5 separate regions of the Homo sapiens genome follow, and all the other regions are linked to region 3. The links are chromatin contacts, found by Hi-C or POLR2A ChIA-PET in ENCODE. All regions are on one chromosome and are shown on one strand. Each heading gives the region's core, a stretch centred on a gene start or an enhancer-like site at or near the end of the contact. The rest is flanking DNA. Distances are from core to core; before and after follow the strand shown. Region 1 holds the start of ACADVL (acyl-CoA dehydrogenase very long chain). Region 2 holds the start of EIF5A (eukaryotic translation initiation factor 5A). Region 3 holds the start of KIAA0753. Region 4 holds the start of POLR2A (RNA polymerase II subunit A). Region 5 holds the start of PHF23 (PHD finger protein 23).

Region 1 (3,271 bases), core at 198-2,697, 580 kb before region 3:
GTGGGGTGTGCAAAGGGCACAGCAGAGAATGCTGGTCTGTCTTAGGTCTAGGTAGGAGGGTGACTTGCTACTAGTCAGTCTATTGTTAGGCAATCCCCAACTTAGAGATTTGTAAGGACTTGGGAACCAGGGTGAGGCCCATGGCTCAGGCCTAGGGGACTGCATGTAAATTGTGTTATGTTTGGACAGTTAACATCCATCCCACAGGCACCCAGGGCAGGTGCTTAGAAGAGACCTTAGCCCTAGTCTCTAGGTCTATGGCAAAAGAGCTGAGTCTGCCAAGCTGGGGTATGGCATACTGGGATGTGGCGATAGGGCGCCCTCACCTGGGTGTTGCAAAGGCCCACACCACCCAGCTCACTGGGCACTTGCAGACCAAAGGCCCCCAGCTCCTTGAGGCCCTGCCAAGTGGTCTCCTCCACCATCTCCAGAGCGTCATTCTTGGCGGGATCGTTCACTTCCTGGGGAAGGCACAGGATCCCACATCCAGGCTCCTTTTGAGCTTAACATCTCCAAACACCTCACCAGGGACCAAGCCCCGAGTCATTCCTTACCTCGAAGAAACGGGACACAGGCTCCACCAGCTCTTTAAGAAACTGTGTCTGCTCTTCGTTGAGCACTGCAGAGGGTGGGGGACAGGCTGGTCAGGCCAGGCTGGCAGGGGAAACCACCCTGGCCCCACCCAGCTCTGATTATCCCTTCCCTTACCGGACGGGTATGGGAACACCTGATCTGTGGTGAGCTGGCCTTTGAACATTCCCACAGCAAAGGACTTAGATTCCTGGGCAGAGAGAGGCAAATTTCAGGGCTCTGGTTGGGTCTGGCTAAGGTCCACCTGGCCTCGGGGCTACCTACCGCCTTGGCCGGTTTTTTCCTGGTCAGAGCGTCAGAGGGGTGGGAATCTGACTTGTCCAGAGCCAGCTGGGAAAAGAGACGGTTAGCAAGTTCAGGGAAGGGACTTCCGCTGTGTCAAGGGGAGAACAGGCGAGAGCCGCGCGGGGAGGCGGCGCGAAGCGGTGACCTTTCCCCTAGTTTCGCCCTAGGGCACCCTGGCTTGCCCTTTCCCCTACTTTCGGCGACTGAGCAGTAGGCAGGTACCTGGCACCAAGAGGGAGATCCCTGCCGATGGCGGGCGCCGAAGCGGACCGCCGCTCCCACACCCCCTTGCCAAGGCTGCGGTGACTTACCTGAGCGGCACCCCCGGCATAGGGCCGCCGGGCAGGGCCGGGCCGGGGCTGCCCCAGGAGCGCCGTGAGCCGCGAGCTGTGGGGAGTGGGGGTTCAGTGCCGGCCCGGTGCCCAGGGCCGCTGCCCACCGTCCCTCTTGTCACACACAGACCTTCCGCCCCCGAGCCTCAGCAGCTGCCGCCCCAAGCTCGCGGCCATCCGAGCCGCCTGCATCTCCGAATCTCTCCGGGCGCCGCTGGCTCGAGCTCTGACCCAGCTCTGGCGTCCTGCACGCCCACGTCCTGGCGCCCCTAACCCTGACTCATCGTCCACAGTGCACCGGGCGGCGGACGGTTGCGGGCCCCGGGGCATGCTGGGAGCTGTAGTTCCCTGGAGCCCGGCCCTGCGTTCCGCTGACTTAGAGGGATCTCCAAGCGTCCCTCGTCTCCCCCAAACTCCTTAATCCCGCCCGTCCGACCTAGAGTCTAGTCCTCCGACGGGGTGATGGGATAGGATGGGACAGAAGAGGAAGGGGCTTAAGTCACTGCAGCCAGAGGGATGGAGGTGGACTGAAGGGAGGGCTTCTCCGGTGGGGTTAGAAGGGAAAAGTAGGGAAAGAGAAGTGTAAGGTAGATGGCAGAGGCAGAGACATGGAAAGACAGACTCTAGGGTTCCTGATGAAATCTATCTCGGCCAACACAAAAGGGAGGGTACAGTGGTGGGGGGCACCCAAGCTAGGGTGTGAGTACCCTAAGTGTATTCTTCTGAGATGTAGGCCATTCACTAACTCTTGGAACAGCTACAGTTTCACAGTAGGAAGACCCCCCCAGATTCACTGCCCCTCCCTTAGTAAAGCCTCTGAGACCTTCCTGAACATTCCCTTCTGTCTTTGCCCTCTGTTCCTTCCAGAGACCATGTGCCCAGGCAGATGGATTCCTCCCGGGCCTGAGAGGAACTGCAGGAATTCTCCTGCCTCTTACCCGTAAAACCCCAACTTCTCTAGCCCTAGGGCAGGAAGTCCCAAACAATTTCTACCCCTTTTTCTGCAATTCTCATTGGGGTGAGAGGAGGCCCAGGAGGAGAGAGAGCTGGGCTCAGCTTCTTTTTGAGCTGCTGGAGCCCTCTGTGAGGAGGCCCTCTTTGCTGGCTTCTCAGGAGAGCGTGGCTAGGTTCTGCCTGCCTATGGGAAGAGGGGGCCAGGGTGTGTGGAGCAAGATGGTGGCGGTGCTGGTGCCTTGGGACCTGGGGGAATGGGACAGCTGGTCGGCTCAGAGACGGCCTACTTTACTCACAGCTGGAATTTAGTGGGGAGAAGCAGCTCAACTCCAATCCTGGAGGATTAGGGAGATTAAAGTGAGAGAAGAGAGAGATGTCCCAGAGACCAAGAGGTGAAAAACAGGGCTCCTTGTGGAGGGGAGGTCTGGGAGCGAAGTGGGGGGCTGGGGCTCGGAGATCCTTCTCCCCAAATCTTTCCGTAGGGGCTGGGGTGAAGGGCACAGTCTGGGGAGATGAAGTGACAGTGTGTTCATCTTCCTGTGTTGGCATCTTCCCTGTCCCAATTCTCCTTGCATCTCACTAGCTCCCAGGTCAGCCCTCTGGCTCCTGGCACCCCCACTGCTGCGGTGGGCACCCCCACTCCTCACAGTGCTGCATAGCGACCTCTTCCAGGCCTTGCTGGGTGAGTAGCCCGTTTTCTGAGGGACCTGGGCCTCCAAGGGCCATTACTGAACTTCGGGGGCTGTTTGGGAGCCCAGAGATCATTTGGTCCAAGCTGGAGCACCATGCAGGGTCCTGCCTATGGTGTCCTCCATGAGTGTGGACCAGCCTTGGCTGAAAGGGCTCCTCCCTTGCCAGCCAGCCAGCAGCGGTGATGACAGGGGTGATGTGCCTGGAGAGGCCTGGGGTGGGGAGGTAACTCAGTTCTGTTCCTGTGACAGACATCCTGGACTATTATGAGGCTTCCCTCTCAGAGAGTCAGGTAAGGAGGTGGGGGCGAGCGCCTAACTTCCTGAGGGGCAGGCAGGGCTGGAGGGGTGAGCCAAATATCACTAATATTACCTGGAATCTTGGGGGCCCTGCTGACAAAAGCCTGAGTCAGTGGCCCA
Region 2 (3,327 bases), core at 280-2,779, 670 kb before region 3:
CACCCATCTGTTACACTGCCCCCCCCCATCCACACACAAACCAGTCACTGCTACAGGAAACCACAAGGCCTCTTTGGGGGATTCCCGCCTCGCCAACATGCACTTGCAACAAGCCAAGGGGGAGAAAGCAAAGTTGTTTCCGAAATGATCCCCCTGCCAAACACCTCGATCTTGGTTCCCAAAGAGAACCCAGGAACCCAGCCTCTCCTGGAAGGCCCTCCCACTTTTCCCAGGATGCATCTGTCCTGTCGGCTTTTCAGGCCGGGCCAGTACAGTCAGTAGAAAGTGGGAGAGGTGGGGGGTGGTGAATGACAATAAAATGAAAGCAAAAGGTTGGTAGTAGTGAGTAGTAGAAAATCATACTAGGCTAGTAGAGTTAAGGACTTCGAAACCGTGGAACTCCCAAACCAGTTACAACAGGAAGACAGTGACAAGGTGAAGAACGCCTATCACGGTGGGAAACTCATCTGCCTGAGGCTTTTAGGCGCTGTCCACCCAGGCCGACAGAAAAGTTGGGCTCCTGTCCAAACGCCCTGTTTCCCCATTTCTCCGGCCTCCCAGCTCGAAGGGGTGCCACTTACACCTGGCTGACCGCCACACTTCACAGGAGGGTTTTTCAGGAAAGCTCCTGGGGCCCTTGAGGTTGGGAAGCGCTAACATATGCCTGCAGCAGGCCCTCCGGGGTGATTAGGACCCGAGCCTCCGGCTTCCACTCCTCAAAATCTCAGGCCCCCTCGGAACCCCCGCGAGGACTAGCTCCCCGCGCTAGGGGCTGCCGGCTCCTGCCGACCATGTGGCCGTTCCGGGCTTCCGGTGGCCGGGACCTGGGGGGAGGGGTCCCCGCGCTGCCATGCGGCCCCGGTCCACGCTTGGCCATGCGGCCTGCGACCCCGAGGGCAGCCTCCCGTGGGGGGCACTTCCGGTGCCGCGGCCGCCCCCTCCTCAGAGACTGCGCCAGGCCGGAGCCACGCCGCCTCCCCTCCCCCCGGCCGTCCGCCAACCCCCCCCATCATGCCCTCTCACCGAATAGCCCCCTCCCCCACCTCACGTGGCCGCGCTGAGCCGGGTCCTCAACGGCCCAGGTACCCTTGCCCCGGTGGGCCGATCTGGCCCCTGGCCCTCGCCCCGGCGTGGCCGCCTGGCGGCCTCTCCCGCGTGGCTGCCTCGCGGCTCGCCGTCCCCCGCCCTGCGTCGCTCCAACGTCACCGGGCCAACCCCAACCGTCACCCCGCGCGCCAACCGGGGCGCGCGCCCGCGCCTCTCCTCACCTCGCGCCGCTCTCTGGCCGAACCCGTGCGGCGGCGGCCGCCGCTCCCCTCTGCCCCCTCCCCGACCCCCGCGCAGTTCCATCTTCTCCCGGGCCCAAGCCAAGGTACCGCGCACACGCGCCCTGCCCGCTCTCACCTCGCGCGAACGCACTGACTCGACCCCGTCCGCTCGCCGCGAGCCCAACCGCTGCCTCCGAGCCCGCTGCCGCCGCCGCCGCCGCCTCTACCGCCGCCGCCGCTGCTGCACACGGGTCTTAGTACGCAGGCGCCGACTCCCCACTGACCAACCAAGCAGCCCTATGACAGCCGCGCAAGCGTGCTATCTATCTCCTCCGCCCTCCACCCCCGCACTGCGCAAGCGCACACACCCTACCCATCTCCACCCTCCCTCCCACCGACCCGTCCAATGACGCGCATACGTGACCCCGCCCCTCACAAACCCTGAGCGTTTTCAACTAATCTGCAACGCGCAGGCGCACCCGGTTTTTTAATCTCTTCAACCTCATCTTCCCTCCCCTTGATAGACCGCTCGTCCTACCGGGCAGTCCTTGCGCCTGCGCAATAAGGAGCCCTGCACTCCACACCCTCTAAAGGAAACGCCTGGGTCTCAGAACGCATGCGTGTTCGGAATCCTAAACAACCCCTTCCACCTCAGACGCCGTCAGTACGCCAGGCGTTGAAAAGACCACGCCGCTAGATCACTTGTCTCGTCTAGAACGCATGCGTCTCAGGATACGCCCCACCTCGGCTTTAACTGGACTTAAACGACTCACACGTTTCAGAAAACTTGCTCTGTGGGGTGGGCGCCTTGTCTTGGAATCAGTCCCCCCAGTTCCACACATGCGCGGGAGATGTCTTTCCGCCCCACTCTTCTAGCGCGCTAGTGTGGTCGGGTTCCCACCCATCTCGGCTTCACTTCTCTAAATCGAATGCCTATGCTCTGCCATAGAGTTCACCCGAGAAGATAGAGCGGTCCTGCGGCGGACACCATCTTCTTTAAACCCTCAGTCCGTATTGGTCTCTATGGCATCCATAGAGGCCATTCGGCTCTGAGGTCCTCAGTAAAGAAACTTAGATGGTATTACTGTGTTTTCCCCAACTGTGCTCTGCGGTTCCCCAAAGTATTGTCTACGAGGTCCCTTAGAAAAAATTGTCTATAAAAATGAGTGGTGGGCCGGGCGCGGTGGCTGACACCTGTAATCTCAGCACTCTGGGAGGCCGAGGCGGGCGGATCACCTGAGGTCGGGAGTTCGAGACCAGCCTGACCAACATGGAGAAACCCCGTCTCTACTAAAAATACAAAATTAGCCGGGCGTGGCGGCGCATGCCTGTAATCCCAGCTACTCGGGAGGCTGGGACAGGAGAATCGCTTCTCCTGTGGAGGTTGCCGTGAGCCGAGATTGCGCCATTGCACTCCAGCCTGGGTAACAAGAGCGAAACTCAAGTCTCAAAAACATAAATAAATAATACATAAATAAAATAAAATAGTGGTAGGCCGGGAGCGGTGGCTCACGCCTGTAATCCCAGCACTTTGGGAGGCCGAGGCGGGCGGATCACAAGGTCAGGAGTTCAAGACCAGCCTGGCCAACGTAGTGAAACCCCCGTCTCTACTGAAAATACAAAAAAATTAGCCGGGCGTGGAGGTGGGCGCCTGTACCAGCTACTCGGGAGGCAGAGGCAGGAGAATCGCTTGAACCCAGGAGGCGGAGGTTGCAGTTAGCCGACATCGCACCACTGCACTCCAGCCTAGGAGACACAGCGAGAGACTCTGTCTCAAAAAAAAAAAAAAAAAAAAAAAAGTGGTATGTTAGATTACATTGACATTGTCTTAATCATAGGAGACCATGAAGCTGGAGACGAGCTATCTTCCCAACTTTATTTTCTTTGCCCTCCCTCTCTCCGCCCCCCATTTCGCTTTTCCTGAAACTTCGTAGTCTTCTTCCAATTCCTGGGTTTCTTGCACTACCTTCATGGCTGCCTTGTTGGATAACAAGACTGAAACAAGCGGCCAGGCGCAGTGGCTCACACCTGTAATCCCAGCACTTTGGGAGGCCAAGGC
Region 3 (3,117 bases), core at 491-2,990:
TCAGCAGCACTCTGAACAACAATGGAATTGAGATGAAATGTCAAGATCTTTTCAAATCTGGATCCACAGCAAGTTAAAAGAGTTCTGACAGTGAATTACAGGCCCAGCATATTTAAAGATACTTACTGTTCCATACTTAAGTAGTGTAGGCACTGCTGTTACTTTCAAGTTTTTTCTGAAGTCATTATTTGGATCTTTCCAACTATTCGAAAAGAAAAAGTGATCATGAAAAAAATTTACTTGGTTTATTACAGTTTGCTTAATATTTGACATAGTCCTACATTTAATTTTTTAGTAATCACTGTTCTTGCAAACACTTAAAAAACCTTGCGGACTATGGCTTAATCTACTAATTACCCTGTGCAAAGTTTCAAAGTGTGACTAAGATATAAAAGTAAAGCCAGCTAAGTTCTGGGCTTACACCAGACCAAATTCGTTGAATTACCCTTACTTAATTCAGGTGGGCATTTTAAATTTGTATTTAATAGCTTCTAATTGTTTAACTTGTCAGACATTACCTTGTAAGACAAACTGGGTAAGTAAGTCCCTGAGGCCCTTCCCGCCTAAGTATGCAATTTGTGCACGTCTGCGAGGTAGATTATACATTGCCACTTACTAAGGCTTTTCTCCTACTTGGCAGTAGATGAACACACATCCTTCACTAATGTGCTTCAGCCCCTCTCGTACGACTGGTTCAGCTTTAAAAAAAGTTGAGATAAAATAATCGCACGTCAACTCTACAATCAGGCACGTATAAACTGTGTTCTTTCCCCCTTCCCCCAGTCTTGGTAAGCACTCAGACTTTAACCTGCAGCTAACTGAAGAGGTCAACACAAGTCAGGTGTTCCCTTCTGGTCTTAGAGCCACGTTAAGGGTAAGGACCAAATCCCAGTCCCGATTTGCCCCTGCACCACCGCGCCCGTAACAATGGAAAGCACATGTATTTGCTGACCAACTCACGTATCCTGTAAGACACTAATGGTACTGGGGGAGTGAGAAGTTTTAAGGAACTAGATTCCAAGATCATCCGGGTAAGGTGGTAAAAGGAAGAGCGCTCTTGGCAGGGCGGGGTAGGATTTAATAGAAGGAGACTTGGGGACAGCTCAGATTGCTCCGCGGATGTCTGGAACCAAGACTCTGCCTCCGCTAAGCCCCCCTTCTGGCCGTAGGCTCGACCTTCCTGCCATTTCCATTGGACAGCAGCCCCCGAATCCCGGCCTCACCCTGCACGCAGTCGGGGCACCAGCTTTTCCCCCCGGCGTCCTTAGAACCCGTAAAGTAGGCGAAAATGGTCTTGCCATTGTGCTGTTCCACGGCCCGGTGGAACTCCTCGAAGCCGGACACGCTCACCTCCTCATAGCGGGCCATTGGCACGACGTGCAGCCGCTACTGGAGGAGTGCACGTCCGGTCGCCGCGGTTGGGTCCCGCGTAGGCGGGGCGAGGCTGTTTCCGGGTGGGCAAGAGAGGGCGGAGCCTGCGGAAGCCAGCGCCGCTAAAGACTACGGGAGCCTCTGACGACCACAATCCATCCGCATGGCTTTTTGCTCTAGTTCCTCAGATCTTTCTGCGCTAGCTGCACTCCCAAGCCCAGGCTTAGATCTACCCTAATCTAGTCCCAGCCCCGACCTCATGGACACTGGCTGCAAAACTTACCGCCTTGCAACACCTGGATCCTTAAATAGTTCAGGGCCTCAAAGGCTCCCAAGCCGCCCTGCGCCTGTTGCTATGGCGACTGGGCAGGCGGCCGGAAGCGCGGCCTTGTTGGGGGCCCCCGTTGCCCGCCTCCCAGTAGCCGCGCCTCACCCTAGGCCAGGTGGGCTCGGGCCGGGGCTGGGGGGGATTCTGGGAAGCCGCATAGAGTCATGGACTTGGGGGAGAGGAGATCTGACTCGGAAAGCCTTTGTTGCTTTGTCCCCCCAGTTACCTTTTCTGCCGTCTAGGCTTTACGGGGGCCTGGGACTGGGGGCGGGTTCCCGAGACTGGGCGGGGGTGGGATGGGTGAGGGGCTCGGAGGGAGAAAGGCTGCAAGGCCGGAGCGGAGTGTGTGAGTGCGTGTGTGGAGCAGCTTAGGGAGCGAGGTGCTAAGACATCCCCCAGGGCCGCGGTAGGGAGGAAGGGAACTGCCCTGGAGCTATGAGCCGGGAGACTCGCCGTGGGGCCTTGCCCAGGCTGCGCCGGGGAGAGCAGGCGGCTAAGATGCCGGGTCGCTGCGTGGGGCCCAGCAGGTCGGGGCGGGGGGTTCGGCGGCCGTGGGGGAAGAGACGGGGCGCAGGGACGTCCCGAGGCCGTGGAGCAAGGCGCCGGGCGAAGCCCTCGGAGTGGGAGACGCGCTGTGTGAGTGCAGAAAGGCCACAGGGCCGTCAGCGGCCATGGGGGACGAGACAAGCGGCGGAGACAGCCGACGCCGCCGGGGCGAATGAGGCTTTGGGAGCTCCTGGGACCCCAGGCTCCATCGAGGCTGCAAGGGACCCTGGGGCTGTGTGGGTGAACGGGGCTGTGGGGGAGCCCGAGGTGGTGGGGCTTGCCGGGGCTGTGTGGGTGACCGGGTCTGGGGAGGAGGAGACCGAAGATAGAAGTCCCCGGGGCTGCGAGAGAAAAGGTCGCCCGGGATCTCTGGGCCATGAGAGCATTCTGCACCTGTGGCTGAAGGTGCAGGCTATGAGGGCCGCCTCGGGATGTGGGGAAGGAAGTAGAGTCGAGCTCCATCCCGTGCCTGCAGGAGAGGGACCTGTCGAAAGGGGTGTTCCTGGCCGAGCTTCCTGGGTAGAGACAAGCCGCGGCGGTCTTACAGGGCCCTGGGTGAAGGAACAGGCAAGGGGGATCCCTCGGGCCCCCTCAGGGCCCACAGCTCTGGGCTTAGGGGCAGCTTACGAGAGAGCCTTAGGCTTCTGTGGACAGGGACAGGCTGGGAGGGTGCCTCCTGCGAGTGTGCCTGGGGCTTTGGCGTCAAGTTCTGAAATGGCCCCGCACCTGTGGAGGGGAGAAGCTGTGGGGGTTCCTGAGACTGGGGAGGAGATAGGCTATGGGTTTGTCTCAGGCCCTTGTGAAAAAGAACAGACTATGGGCGAGCCTGGGACCGTGGGGTGGACTGGGGCTGTGGGAGCGCCCAGAGCCAT
Region 4 (3,585 bases), core at 656-3,155, 840 kb before region 3:
TCTCTGGTCTCTCCTCCTCTCGCATCAGTTCTTCATAGAGCAACTACAGCAGTAGTTTTTTCAAATGTGCTGTCACTCTGTTTATAATTGTCAACGACTACCTACTGAAAATGGAATTAAGTCCTGACTCCTTACCATAATATACAATATCCCATGCTTCTCCAGCCTATTTCTGTAACACTCTTCTCTCATCCACTAAACCTCAGCCACACCGGCCGCCTTTCACCCTGTAGGACAAGCCCAAGTTCATTTCTCCCTCAGGCCCTTTGCACTTGCTATTTCCTCTGCCGGAAAAGCTCTCGCCATCCAAACTATGGCTTCGACGACTGGCTGCCTCTCATCATTTGGGTAATGTCTTCTAAGATAGGCCTTCCCAGACCCTGACGCCATCCCATCTAAAGTAGCCCCACCTCGACGGGCGCGGTAGCTCACGCCTGTAATCCCAGCACTTTGAGAGGCCGAGGCGGGTGGATCACCTGAAGTCAGGAGTTCAGCCATTGCACTCTGGCCTGGGGAATAAGAGCGAAACTCCGTCTCAAAAAAAAAAAAAAAAAAAAAAAGACGGGGGAGAATCACCTCAGGGCAGGCGTTCGAGACCAGCCTGGCCAACATGGCAAAACCCCTCCTCTACTAAAAATACAAAAATTAGCGGGGCATGGTGGCGCATGCCTGTAATCCCAGCTACTCAGGAGGCTAAGGCAGGAGAATCGCTTGAACCCGGGAGGCGGAGATTGCAGTGAGCCGAGATCGTGCCATTGCACTCCAGCCTGGGCGACAGAGCAAGACTCCGTCTCAAAAAATAAAATAAAATAAAAATAAAAAAATAAAGTAGCCCCAGCTCAGTGACTCTCCATGGGATTACCCCTTTTCACTCTATTCGAGACAAATGCCATTAACTGAATTATCTCATTCATTCATTGTATTCATGTTTACTGCTTGCCCTTTCCCACAGACAGTGCTCTTGAAGGTAGGGTCCTGGTCTGTCGTGTTCACCTCTGTAACCCGAGTCTCCTGTGTCTTCAACAGAGCAGGTGCTCAGTTAACATTTGTATTACAGAAGAGGAGGAAGCTACCCGGGTTTGGCTTCTTAACCAAACTTGTAAAGACTCCCTAGGATTCGTCGGATCGCCTTTAACGTCGGTAACTCTGGAGTGTGAAATCAGTCATCCTTCTCTCCCTCCTTCTCACCCTCCAGCCAGCCCCCCATCTCGGACAAAGCGCTACGCCTGCTCAACTCTTTGCAAAATATAACTCTGGGAGGCCCGAGACTGGCGCCTACACGGCCTTGGCGCTGCTGAGCCATGCTCCTGGCCCGTCACCCATAAGCAGCGAGAAAGCGCCAAGTTTCCGCAGCCCCCGTCCGGCCCCGCCCGCCAGGGGAGGAGGGGGGAAGGGGAGGACAGAGCCGCTTACCAGTTCATCCGGACTCAGGACTCCGAACTGGACTCTCTTGATGGTGCGCAGCGGGCATGCGCTGTCCCCCGAGGGGGGGCCACCCCCGTGCATGGCGGAGGCAGGCGCGCTGCGCAGGCGCAAACCTCACTACAAAAAGCCTGCGCCGCCTCCGCCTAGGTGCTCAGACCTCGTCAGGGCGGCCACCGGGAAGGACCTCCCCGAGTTGGGAGGAAAAAGCCGGAGGAGGGGAAGGTGGGGGAGGGAAGGAGGCGGGGAAATAAGGAGCGAAAGGAGCCCTTCTTTCCCTTACCGGAAATTTTTCAGCTCCCAAAAAGGAAAAAAAAAGAAGGGAAAAGGAAAAGGTTTTTGGGGGAGGAAGAAGAAAAAGGGTAACGAATAAATAAGTAACCGGGTTCCTGAACGGCAGAGGTTACGGCAGTTTGTCTCTCCCCCTTCCGGGAGCCGCCTTCTTCTCCAACCGTCCCGGCCGCGCTCTCGGCGCTTCTGAGCAGCGAACTCGCTGAACGACGCTTCTTATAGATTCGCCCTCGCGTCCCCGCCCCTTCCTTTCCCGCCCTCCCTTGCGCTACGGGGCCGCCTGCGCAGGCCCGCAAGGGGTGCGAGCCAGAGTCGTGGGTAAACCCCCCGCTCGCTGGTTGGGCGACCTTTTGAAGTGACAGGGAGAGAAGAATTTTTTTCTTTAATCCCACCGCCTCTCCTCGCTGCTCCCTTTTGCACTGAGGCTTAAGGTTTGAAGACTCGAGGGTAAAATTGGGCCGCTTTCATTCTAGTTTGGACAACGGTTTCATCTTCAGCAAAAGCCTCTCATTCGTAGCCCCCCCCAGCTGGAAAATGGTCTGCTCTGCGAATCGGTAATGGCGGCGGGGCGGGGCGGGTCCTCCCGGGGAAGGGCGGTTGCTCATGAATATGCAGTTCTCTTGCTGAATATGCATGAACAAACCAAGATGGCAGGACCAGTGGCTTGTCCGGAAGTAGCCGATGTTTGTCAAACGGCCCCCGGAGACGGGTGGGCATCTCCTGGCCTGTAATGCCGCGCTGTACCGAGCCATGATCCTAGATCCATGGCCTGAGCCTCTCGAAGAGACTTCAGCTGGGAGGCCTGCTCTGGAAGGAGGGTGGCCACTGTCCGGGAGAGATCACGGGACCGCGACAATCCGAGAAAAGCAGATTAGCCATGGGGCGGGCCACGAAAGTCCTGGGGGATTTGGGGTCAAGGCATCTGAACATTAGGAAATCCTCCACTTTGTAGAATATTTCAGGAATAAAATGGGGGGCGGGGATCCCAAGGGGTTCTCCAATGAGAACGGTCGTAGGACTTTCCACTCTCCCTCCAAAGCAGAGACGACACCACTGCAAGCCACATTCAGAGTAATCCTTGTTTGATGTCAATGTCACGTCACCACCCCAAGGGGGGGGCACAAGCACGAGGAAAGGAAACCTTTGCCGTGAGGGGAGGGGTGGGGAGGCACGCTCCCCTCCCCCACCGCAGCTGCTGGCTCTGTCTTTGCCGGAACACTCCAGCCCCAATGCTCTTCTCTTTGCTGCTGAGTGAAGTCCTCCCCGTGGCCCACGGCCTCCCTGCCTCAGCCGTTTGGATCTGCTCCTCAGACTTTACCCCTTAGTTATGCCCTGATTCCAGGACCCAGCCTGGTCTCCACATCCCTTGGTCCCAGGCTGGCCCCAGGTCTTCCAGGTAGTCCCTCTCCACCAAGTCCCCAAGTCACCCTTGACTCTGAGAGGTATCCCTCTCCCACACCAGTTCTTTTCCAGTCACTTCTCCTCCCATGTTTGTCTTCAGTCTTTGCCTCTATTTATCCCTGTCCCTCCCAACCCCCGGGCTCCCAAGTTCTATCTCACTCCTCCACCTTCCCTTCCCTCTCACAGCTGAGGTTCCAGGCTGTGATGATGGCAATGCTGCCCAGCACAACCCCTGCCCCCACGATGTCAGAAGGTGCCACAGTCTCATGGAGCATATAATACTGCAGTATAAGGGCCACCACCACCTCGGAATGCAGGACAGCGCACACCAGGGCAGGGTGGGCCTTGGTGACCGCATAGCTCACACATGTGAAGGAGACCAAGGCGAGGATCCCCACTGCCCCCACACAACTCCAACTCGGGAGATCACTGGGCAACACGGGGGGCTGCAGCACAAAGAGGCCTGGCACA
Region 5 (3,115 bases), core at 25-2,524, 600 kb before region 3:
ATGTTTGTGGCTTTCTCTCCAGCCTCTCTTAGGAGGGGTAATGGTGGAGTTGGCATCTTGTAACTCTCCTTTCTCCTTTCTTCCCCTTTCTCTGCCCGCCTTTCCCATCCTGCTGTAGACTTCTTGATTGTCAGTCTGTGTCACATCCAGTGATTGTTTTGGTTTCTGTTCCCTTTCTGACTGCCCAAGGGGCTCAGAACCCCAGCAATCCCTTCCTTTCACTACCTTCTTTTTTGGGGGTAGTTGGAAGGGACTGAAATTGTGGGGGGAAGGTAGGAGGCACATCAATAAAGAGGAAACCACCAAGCTGAACTGAATTTTGCCTTGTGTTGCTCCCCTCGTCCCGCTGATTTTAAGTCTTTCCAAGGTGTCAGTGGGTTTCAGTGGTGGGGAAAGAAGAGTACTGGGTACAAGCTGGAGGGATAGAAGTATATTTTGGTTTATTCTGTTCATGTTGGGCTTTTCCCTGTCTGCAAAAAGAGGGTGCTTTTGTTGTGATGGAATGGAATACTGAGGATTATTTCTTGAAACTTTAGTTTTATAACACGCATGTGAAACTAAATGTTAAAAATGCTCATGTAAAAAAAAATTTTTTTTTACTGTGGGTTCCTGTGGAGAAAGTTCCGAAGTACCTGCTTTAGGTGAACATCCACATTTGCTAGAACATTCTAACTAAGATATTTTCATGTGTGCAAGCTAGTAAAACGGCTGTTCTCAGTTGCATGTCACTTGGCTAGACTTTTGCCGGTGTGTGGGATCCGGCAGAGTGGAATCAGGGAGGGAGAAGACTGGGAGCGGGAGCCATTATCGCCAGGAATACTTCAACTCCCAGCAATCATTTCTCCGGCAGGCCGGAAGTGGGGCGGTCCTCCTGGGGAGAAAGAAGCTGCAGAACGAGGCAGTATGGTGGCCGAGAGTTCTAATCCCTTCTTCCTCTTCTTTCTTGGTCCCGCCCAGCCTACATCTCCCAGGGGCCTGCGCGCGCACTTCCGCTCTCCCCTCCGGCTCCTGGTCTCCCCGCCGCTCCCCGGGGGAGGGGAGCGGCTTGGTGCGCCTGCGCCAGCCTGTGGCTTTCTGGGAATCAAAGTTCCGGAGGTTCATGCGGTCCCTTTTCCGCTGTTCCCGGACGGACTACAAAACCCTTGGTGCACTGCGCCTCGGCGCCGGCGGGGGGAGGAGGGAGAGAAGAGGAGGGAGGGAGGAGAGAGGAGGTGGAGGAGGAGGAGGAGGGAGCAGGCGGCCGGCGGCGCGGGGGGAGGGGGCCCGGTCCGGGAGTGCGGGAGGCAGTGGTAGAGGGAGGTGGCGGCAGCGGCTAGCGGACTCGAGTCTCAACCGGGCTGAGGCGGACACTTCTGTGGAGCGAAGCAGTGGGAGCATCGAGCACTAGAGGCGGCACCGGGATCCCCGGCTCCGGGGAGGGGGGCGCCGGACCGGGAGGAGGGGAGGGGGCGATGCTGGAAGCCATGGCGGAGCCCAGTCCCGAAGGTGAGCTCTCGACCGGTGCAGAGCGCTGAGCCGGCGGGGGGCGGGCGAGGAATCAATTGGCAAACTTGGAGGTCGAGCCCCGGAGCCCAGCGGGGGAGTTCGGGGAGGGGGTCGGGAGGCTGGCCCTGGAGGTGGGAGAGCGACGAGTTGAGAGACCTTGGAGAAAGAGGAGTGGGAAACTGGGCTGGGGTAGTTGGAGATCAGACGGTGTGGGGGTGCGGGGGATAGGAGCTTGAAACCCGGAGCCTCGGGGGTTAGGGCCCGAAAGGGCCACCGGCAGATTGGGGCCCTGGAACTGGAAGGTTAGGGGAATCCAGTGGCCGGAGAGTTGCTCAGGAGGGAGGACGTAGAAGAGGCTGAGTGAGGGGCCCGGTAGTTCGCCGAGGTGGGGTAGTTTGTGGCGGTGGTACCGGAGCTCCGAGTAGTTGCCGCCGGAGAATGCCCGGTGATTGTCGGAGAGGTGGGCAGGTAGTTGTGGGGAGAAGAGGGGGTCTGGGTATTGTCTACGGCAGACGGACCTGTACCGGGGGGTAGTTGTGGAGAGAGCGAGCCAGGAAGCGAGGCGAGCTGGGTAGTTGTAGGGGGTGGTGGGGCGGGGTGGGGGGGGTTAAGACCGGCGACTTGTCGGGCGGGGGGGTAGGGTTGGTCCGCGAGGGTTAAGAGCCTGGGAGTTGCTGAGGGTGAGGGGGGCATCGGCGGCAGCAGCGGTGGCTGCTGTGGAGAGAGAGAGAGAGTGGCTGGTTGGGGGGAAGGGGCCAGAGTTGAGGGGTCCATAGCCTAGTAACTGGGTGGTGAGTACGGGGGCGGAGGGGGGGGCGGCGGCCGGAGAGGGCTAGGAACAGGGCCGGGGGGCCCGGTGGGGAGCCCGAAAAGCTGGAGACGGGGAGGGGCCAAAGCCCCGGATGGGGGCGGAGGGACGGCGAAATTGTGGGGAGCGCGGTATGGGCGGGGGGGGGGGGGCAGGTGGGGGCCGCGTCCGGGTTAGAGCTCCCGGGTCTGTCCCGGCCGTGAAGTAGCGTTGGATGCGTGTGCCTGTGTGTGTCTGGGGTGGGGGTGAGGGGCGCGCCGGGCCGCGTGCTCGAGTAGAAGGGGCCGGAGGGCGGGGAGCGGTTCGGCGTGGTCATCCTGGACCCTGGGGGCTGGCGGGCGGCGTGTGCGGTCTCGGAGGGCCCGAGGCGGTGGAGCGCGGCCGGGTAGGAACTCGGGGCTCCGGGCGCGTGTGAAGGACGGGGGCGGCTGGCGGCGGCCCGGACGCGGCCCCGGGAGCGGTACGGTGGGGTGGGGCGCTGAGGGATCCGAGTAGACTGGAGTCGAGAGAGACCGTGAGTTGGGGGGGCGGGGCGCCGGGCCTCCGGTTGGGGGAAGGGGAGCGCTATAGCGAGGCCTCAGAGGGCGCCGCGCCCAGGCTCCGCCCCTCGCGGGGCGGAAGGGGGAGCCGGGGCGGATCCAACACAGCTGGGGGCCTGCTGGCCTGGCAGAGGGACCTGGGAGAGCAGGGGGTTCACTTAGGAACAACGGGGTTTAGAGGGGGAGTTTTACACAGATTGTTCCTAGTGTCTTGACTCAGCTTTTATTGCTTTTCCAGATCCACCTCCGACCCTTAAGCCAGAGACTCAGGTGAGGTTTGCCT

Evidence for each region. Hi-C counts contacts between places; a loop is a spot of excess contacts on that map. ChIA-PET counts read pairs that join two places held with the same protein, here RNA polymerase II (POLR2A). Pooled maps may share reads with other maps.
Region 1: a pooled map shows a loop between it and region 3 (4-fold over the local background). The contact joins the promoter of ACADVL here to the promoter of KIAA0753 in region 3. A Hi-C loop is called at or near these places in 1 of 168 maps with a recorded cell type or tissue (naive thymus-derived CD4-positive, alpha-beta T cell), 1 of 37 single-sample maps with no recorded cell type and 12 of 50 pooled maps. POLR2A ChIA-PET finds 5 or more read pairs at or near these places in 1 of 52 experiments (activated CD4-positive, alpha-beta T cell).
Region 2: a pooled map shows a loop between it and region 3 (8-fold over the local background). The contact joins the promoter of EIF5A here to the promoter of KIAA0753 in region 3. A Hi-C loop is called at or near these places in 1 of 37 single-sample maps with no recorded cell type and 11 of 50 pooled maps. POLR2A ChIA-PET finds 5 or more read pairs at or near these places in 2 of 52 experiments (SK-N-SH and T-cell).
Region 4: a loop to region 3 is called in a pooled map, with 12 times the contacts of the local background. The contact joins the promoter of POLR2A here to the promoter of KIAA0753 in region 3. A Hi-C loop is called at or near these places in 1 of 168 maps with a recorded cell type or tissue (gastrocnemius medialis) and 10 of 50 pooled maps. POLR2A ChIA-PET finds 5 or more read pairs at or near these places in 1 of 52 experiments (HEK293).
Region 5: a pooled map shows a loop between it and region 3 (5-fold over the local background). The contact joins the promoter of PHF23 here to the promoter of KIAA0753 in region 3. A Hi-C loop is called at or near these places in 1 of 168 maps with a recorded cell type or tissue (naive thymus-derived CD4-positive, alpha-beta T cell), 1 of 37 single-sample maps with no recorded cell type and 9 of 50 pooled maps.

Annotation. Positions count from the first base shown.
Region 1 is chr17:7,218,114-7,221,384 of GRCh38, reverse strand. ACADVL (acyl-CoA dehydrogenase very long chain) reads right to left here and starts at 1,447. Exons shown (of 20, transcript NM_000018.4): 1 at 1,339-1,447; 2 at 1,188-1,263; 3 at 856-921; 4 at 709-781; 5 at 555-619; 6 at 327-461. The coding sequence starts at 1,400. It also overlaps a transcript of DLG4 not described here. RefSeq lists an enhancer at 548-1,155 and a silencer at 1,114-1,323.
Region 2 is chr17:7,305,830-7,309,156 of GRCh38, reverse strand. EIF5A (eukaryotic translation initiation factor 5A) reads right to left here and starts at 1,529. Exons shown (of 6, transcript NM_001970.5): 1 at 1,405-1,529. RefSeq lists enhancers at 73-362, 1,593-2,403, 2,233-2,532, 2,404-3,215 and silencers at 833-952, 1,043-1,212, 1,573-1,682.
Region 3 is chr17:6,639,334-6,642,450 of GRCh38, reverse strand. It overlaps KIAA0753, which reads left to right and starts at 1,740. Exons shown (of 19, transcript NM_014804.3): 1 at 1,740-1,814. TXNDC17 (thioredoxin domain containing 17) reads right to left here and starts at 1,391. Exons shown (of 4, transcript NM_032731.4): 1 at 1,224-1,391; 2 at 617-698; 3 at 127-202. The coding sequence starts at 1,368. LOC122526780 reads left to right here and starts at 2,135. Exons shown (of 1, transcript NM_001396008.1): 1 at 2,135-3,117. The coding sequence starts at 2,135. RefSeq lists enhancers at 672-731, 932-1,201, 1,332-2,213, 3,112-3,117.
Region 4 is chr17:7,482,686-7,486,270 of GRCh38, reverse strand. POLR2A (RNA polymerase II subunit A) reads right to left here and starts at 1,905. Exons shown (of 30, transcript NM_000937.5): 1 at 1,414-1,905. The coding sequence starts at 1,506. SLC35G6 (solute carrier family 35 member G6) reads right to left here. Exons shown (of 2, transcript NM_001102614.2): 2 at 2,775-3,585. The coding sequence ends at 3,270. It also overlaps a transcript of ZBTB4 not described here. RefSeq lists a silencer at 1,267-1,586 and enhancers at 705-1,698, 2,397-2,466, 2,557-2,606, 1,699-2,693, 2,697-2,966.
Region 5 is chr17:7,237,616-7,240,730 of GRCh38, reverse strand. It overlaps PHF23 (PHD finger protein 23), which reads left to right and starts at 1,274. Exons shown (of 5, transcript NM_024297.3): 1 at 1,274-1,485; 2 at 3,071-3,102. The coding sequence starts at 1,452. GABARAP (GABA type A receptor-associated protein) reads left to right here. Exons shown (of 4, transcript NM_007278.2): 4 at 1-723. RefSeq lists enhancers at 807-896, 1,024-1,673 and silencers at 1,007-1,146, 1,197-1,376, 2,527-3,006.